Linked DNA regions of Homo sapiens: region 1 is linked to region 2. The links are chromatin loops, found by intact Hi-C in ENCODE. Cell type or tissue: ovary. All regions are shown on one strand. Links, peaks and the distances in the headings refer to the core of each region. The heading gives the core; the rest is flanking DNA. Region 1 holds the start of RREB1 (ras responsive element binding protein 1). Region 2 holds the start of LOC105374901 (a long non-coding RNA gene).

Region 1 (2,904 bases), core at 106-2,605, 350 kb after region 2:
CCAGCCTGGGCAACATAGCAAGACCTCCTCTCTACTAAAACTTTTAAAATTAACTAGATGTGGTGACATGCACTGTAGTCCCACCTACTTGGGAGGCTAAAGGTGGAGGATCACTTGAGACCAGGAATTCAAAGCTGCAGTGAGTTGTGATCCCACCACTGAACTCCAGCCCGGGCAACAGAGTGATGCTCTGTCTCCAAAAAAAAAAAAAAATTAAAAAAAGTTGTAGTAAAACTGTTTTCAATCTTTTTTGTTGCCAGTATTTTCTAGATGGCATTATACAGGTGGCAATTTGTCATGAAAATTCATATAGCATTGGAGATTTGCTAAATTATGCATAAAATTCCAATTTTGATATTTTTCCTATTCAAAACTTATCCCTGAATGGGGAGACCAGGAAAGGCTAGCTCCTGAATCAGAGACAAAGTGAGTAAATAAAGTAGCATTCCCCACAGGGCCCTTCCTCTGCCCTCATTGGAACACATTACAACTTAGAAACACAAGACACCTATTCTATGATGGCAATGTGAACTATTATTCCTGTCTAGAGACCTGCCCATCTCCTCCACGACTGGCCTGTCTTCAAAAAAGCATTTGATAATACATTTGGGGGCGGCGGGGTTGGGGGAGGCTCAGAAAAATGCAACCGCTAAAATTTCTCTGGATGGAGTTTTCTTCAGTAAACAGTAGACCCTGGGAAACATAACAGGTTCCGAAAACTTAATTTTGATGACTGAAAGTCAGAGAAACAGCCAGCTGAATCAGCTCCTTCTTGGGCAGTGGTTTAGCCTACTTATCTCATATCAGACCTAAGGGTCCAGCTGCTTTTCCTTGGTTCTAAAGAGTTCTATTCTGGCCAGGACCCATCCCGAGACAGACACTTCTGTCTGCAGCCCTGAAAACTAGAGGTCAATGGAAGGGCTCAAATTAAAGGCCCACAGTTGGGCTTACAACTCTCCATGGTGTTCAAGCCTTCTCAGAGGAGCTGGTGTGGTGGAGCCAGGGTCAAAGGTCATAGTAAATAGAAAGTAGCCAGCTTTCTGCCTGCATAACATCATCTTGCCTAACCAGACTCAAACGCTTAATTCTACTGTAGTATTCTTTGGACATTCTTCTTTAGAACTACGGGGGCGGGGGGGGGGGGGCGTGTTTATTTTCAACAACCACAATCATCCTTATCTTTCTGAAGATGTTTCCAAAGGCTGAGAACAGACCCCTTTCAGAACCTCGGTAGGAGAAGTATTAACAGTTGGAAACATGTCAGCTGCTTTATGGAGGAAGCACAGCCCAGGCCTGGTTTCTCTGGGCTCCGTGATAACTTGGGGCAAGGCAGCCAGTGCGAAGCGTGGTGGCAGGAGCTGGAGAGATGGAGAGCGGCTCGGAGAAGGGCCCCTGCTTTTCAGAGTTGAAACAGGAGCCCTCTGAGAGAAAGAGATACTGCGTGTGGCTTCTCTGAAGCCTTGGAGGGCGACGTGGATGACACAGCATCAGCCATTCCATCGCGGGGTGGGGACACAGTGGCGGCAGGAACCGTCCTCAGCCCCTGGCGGCCACGGCAGTTCCCCGCTGAAGCATCCTTTGTGGGGTGTGGGTAAGGGAGGGGGACCAAAGTCGGGTCGGAGTTGAGTTTGTTAGACGGCGAGCACACTCAGGGCGGCAGCCCGAGTAAGAAGGATGGCCCCGGGAGAGAAACGGCTCGAAGCTAGGGGCGGGGTGAAGCGCCTGCTCCTTAATCTCCTGCCCCATCATCCACTCGCCCCACCTGGATGCAGAGCGAGGACCGCGTGGAAAGGAAACGGCGCGGGCGGGGCTCCCCCTCGCAGATGCCTCGGAGACCCAGAGGGGCGGCGTCAGGCCAGGGCCCCGAGCCCTACGCCCCCCATCCCCCCAACTCCAGCGCCTCTGAGGTGCCCCTCTCGCAATTCCGAGGCATCACCGTGTCTCCCCCGCCTCCGTTAAAATAGTGAAACTGCGGAGTGAAGTGATGGAAAGCCGGGGGCGGGGAGTCGCCCGCGGCGAGGGGCTGCAGGGGAGGGGGCGCGGTGGCCGAATAAGGTGGCCCGCGAGCAACGGGACGATTGGGATCGCAGCCAGTCGCGGCCTCCCGGACCCTTCCCCTCGGGCAGCCCGGCCCTCCCATGGCCCGGGGCGCCTTGGGAGGGCGTAGGGCAAACCTGGGGCTGCGGTGGGGGGTGGGGAGGGGACTCCACCTCCATCCATCCCGGGATGGCAACTGCGGTCACCCTGCTAAAGTCGGGGCGGGGGCGGCGGTCCTCCCCCTCACCCCCCCCAGTCCGAGCGCCGCCGCCGCCGCCGCCGCCGCCGCCGCGGCCGCTCAGTAACACGTCCCCAGGAGACTCGCAGGAGCAACACGTGATGTGTCTACTTATCAGGGTGAGAGGGGGAGAGCGAGACTCCGAGCGTGCGGGCGAGGAAGCTGGGCGGGGGGCCGAGACGGGGGCCGGGACGACGGCTGGGGCGCCGGGGTCGCCAGCTCCTCGCCCACCTCCCTCCCTGTGGGAGAAGAGGAGGAGGGGAAGTGACTGCGGAGTTGATGAACTTTGCACATCCAGAAACGCCATTTTGATTCCTTTTCCGGAACAAGTTTGCATCTCTCCTCGGTCTCTCCCTGAAGCCCACCGGTCCCCAACGCATCATGCCAGGGAGCCAAGCGTCCTGCCCGGCCGTAAGTACGTGCCCCGGATTCCGACTCGCGGTACGCCGGCGGCAGCGAGAAGTCTGGGGCACAGCCGGAGCGACCTTTTAAAGAACTTTGGGGATGGGGAGGGTGAAGTCTGCAGAGCGCGTTGTACTTTTGAAACTCGGTGTGTCCCGGAGCCGGGGACCCGCACGCCCCACTCCGCGCAGCGTGCGCTCGGGCCGGCGGGGCGGCCAGGGATGAGC
Region 2 (2,904 bases), core at 233-2,732:
CAAGATTTGGGGGATTTTTGTAAGAACCTATTGAAATAATAGATGTATGAACATTCTAAAAAGTTACAAGTGAAATAAAAATGATTTTATAAGAGTAGTTCATTATACTAGATTTCCTATCACACTGACTAACACTGATATTCATGGAAAGAAATGAGAACCTGTACCAGCACTGTTGAAGACTGAAACAATATGGGATTTCCATCCATCCCACCAATTTACTTGGATCATCTTTTTAGGAGGCTTACAGGGAAGTTGTGCATCATATAGTTTATATTTAATATACAGAAACTTTTCTTTAAGGCAACCTGAGGCTGGGCGCGGTGAGTCACACCTGAAATCTTAGGACTTTTGGAAGGCCAGGGCAGGCAGATTGCTTGTGCAGGAGTTTGAGACCAGCCTGGGCAACAGAGCAAAACCTCATCTGTACAAAAAATACAAAAATTAGCCAGGTGTGGTGTGGTATGCGCCTGTAGTCGCAGCTAATAGGGAGGCTGAGGTGGGAGAATCACCTGAGCTCAGGGAGGTTGAGGCTGCAGTGAGCTGTGATTGCACCACTGCACTCCAGCCTGTGTGACAGAGTGAGACCCTGTTTCTAAAAAATAAAGAGACCTGAGTGAGGGTGGGAGAGAGTTAACCAAAGAAAACTGAAAATAATACTAGAACCTTCGCTATTATGGGCAGAAAGTTTCCTGCAAGCAGCAGCCAAGTTCCCAGAGAGGAAAACAGTGTGTGTCTGTGTGTGTTTAGCTTCATAATCACAGAACGCTTAGGTACTATGTTCTTTTCTCCAATCTTCCTTCTTTCCAAAAAAAAAGAAAAAGAAAACGAATATGGATGCAAGCAGCAGAGGTCTCAGAAATCTTCAGGCAGTTCTGCCTGAATTGCTAAAGCAGGGAGTAGCTGAGGGCCTTGCAGCCCATTCCTCTAGTACCTGTGGCATCTGGGGCCTGCAGCAGGTGTGGCGGTGACGCGGGTTGTTTGTTTTCCAGGGTCAGGTTGGCCCATTTCTAGCCCAGGGCTCTGGGTAAATGTTTAGATTTCATTTTCTGTCTGGTGTTCAACTCCTGGGCGTCAAAGGCAGGCCCCCTGCATGCTGCTGCCCTCCCACGTCCTTTGTCTCCTCCCCGGGGCTGGTGGGAACACTAGAGGTGAGAGGAAAGGGGAGGGGAGGGAGTGGACGCTTTGCCGAGATTCCAGCTCTCCTCAAGAGCCGCTTTCCAGGCACAGCATCCTCCTCTCCCTCGCCCTCTCTAAGGAGGGCTAGCAACGCCCCAGTACTGGGAATGGGGCTTGTTTACACAGCTCATTATTCTCGCTTTGCAGTTGCTATAGCAACCACCAGGGGTCAGTTTCTAGAAGGAGAGGAAGTTCCCTTTTGGGGAGTTAGCCTTCCAGCCCCTGTGCAAAGCGCAGCTGAAAACAAAAGCCGTAGACACCCATGAAGGAAACACATGGAAAAGCTTCCTATGACCGTAAGCATCCTTTAGGGCAAAAACCACTCAGAGACGCCACGTCTCTCCCTTGCTGAGAGTCTCCAGCACAGCTGACGGCAGAATGAAGGTCTGACCCCCGCACGGGCCAGGCTTTCCTCTCGCCCCACCCGATCCTCTCACCCCTTTGCCCTGTCTTAACGGCCTGAAGACATTCGTTGGTAGTTAAGATGACAAGGGCGGCTACCTGGGTTCATTTAAAGTGATAAGTTTCATTAATATTCTGTATTAACTGAGGACCAGGAAGATCTCTGTGAACTGGTACGATTCCCATCTTCTTCCTGAAGGGAGACGCAGCACCGCATCAGAGCAGCGCGCCCATCTCAAGATCCACACCCACGAGAGAAGAGCCGCGCTGCTTCTGTAGAGCTTGCTGGGAAGACCCCCCCAGGACGCCTGGCCAGTAAAGAGTGGCCAGCACTAACCTGCTTAGCTAACTTGATTTAGCAAACAAAAAATACAGATGCCTAGTTAAGTCTAACCTTCACAAAAACAAGGAATTTTTGTGTAAGTCTTCCACGTAGCATCTGGGCCATATATACAGTAAGTCTGTGTAATCCACCATAAGCCAGTCCTTGCCCTCCTCCTCACTGCTCATCATCGCCTCCAAAAACGTATAGCAGATTGTATAGCAGATGTATAAGTTCTCTCTTACAAGCAAATAAAGTGCCAGCTTACTGTTCAGGATGATCTAACCCTTGGACTAGCAGGCTGATCATGAAAAAAATGAAAGGGACTGATTTACATATATGCAAATCAGAGGCCAGGCTAGCCAGACATGTGAGTTCACTAATTTTCCCTCAGATATAAACACCAGCATGAGTTACTTGATTGGTAAACAGAACTCATTTTGTGAATTATCTAAAATCAGTAAAGGGTAATGATTTCTATTTGTTTGAAAGGAAAAACATTTGTACTGTATATGTTTAAAGGAATAGACCAAATTTGTTTCAGTGCTACACACGTACATGGAAGAAAGTCATATTTGCATTTATCAAAGTCACACTCTTCCCAGCATTTCTTTTGCTAAGGTTTTACTTCTTCACCAAGAAGGGTGGCTCAGTGAAAGTTTTACTGAATTTTGTGGCAATTCTGGAAAACCTAGACCGTTGTAATCCTGTGTTGACCCTAAATCCACGAACCCAAAACTTAAGGCAAAAAAAGTTAAGCATAAACTTTTATGAAAATAGCAGCTGTAATATATTCCATCAGGTCCCCACCAACTCAGACTGCAGACTCCCACAAGCTCTAATCCAAAACAGGTAATTAAAACTGTGAAGCCAAACATCAATAAAAATGTTCTCACCTGTTGCTAACTCTAAAAATCTCAATATAGATTTCAGAGAGAAAAAGTGTTGGTTTTAGAAGCTGATCCTTCTAAAGCCCAGAACACTGAGTTCTAATTTTGTCT

What was found. Peaks named below come from ENCODE experiments on the same cell type or tissue, not always from the same donor. Only the 100,000 strongest peaks of a DNase experiment are listed, where the experiment ranks them.
Region 1: a loop joins it to region 2, with 2.0 times the contacts of the local background. A loop is called at or near these places in 5 of 110 quality-filtered maps.

The regions. Positions count from the first base shown.
Region 1 is chr6:7,105,375-7,108,278 of GRCh38, forward strand. It overlaps RREB1 (ras responsive element binding protein 1), which reads left to right and starts at 2,587. Exons shown (of 13, transcript NM_001003699.4): 1 at 2,587-2,686. RefSeq lists an enhancer at 1,396-1,455 and silencers at 1,806-2,285, 2,346-2,565. In ovary, for the core only: a CTCF peak has its summit at 1,577; DNase peaks (open chromatin) are centred at 1,547 and 2,317; H3K4me3 peaks cover 1,279 bases; H3K27ac peaks cover 2,057 bases.
Region 2 is chr6:6,758,021-6,760,924 of GRCh38, forward strand. All of the region lies in intron 2 of LOC101928004 (a long non-coding RNA gene), which reads right to left. It overlaps LOC105374901 (a long non-coding RNA gene), which reads right to left and starts at 1,282. Exons shown (of 2, transcript NR_187807.1): 1 at 935-1,282. LOC124901254 (a long non-coding RNA gene) reads left to right here and starts at 1,336. Exons shown (of 2, transcript XR_007059436.1): 1 at 1,336-1,475; 2 at 1,781-1,974. In ovary, for the core only: a CTCF peak has its summit at 1,345 (motif pointing right); a DNase peak (open chromatin) is centred at 1,361.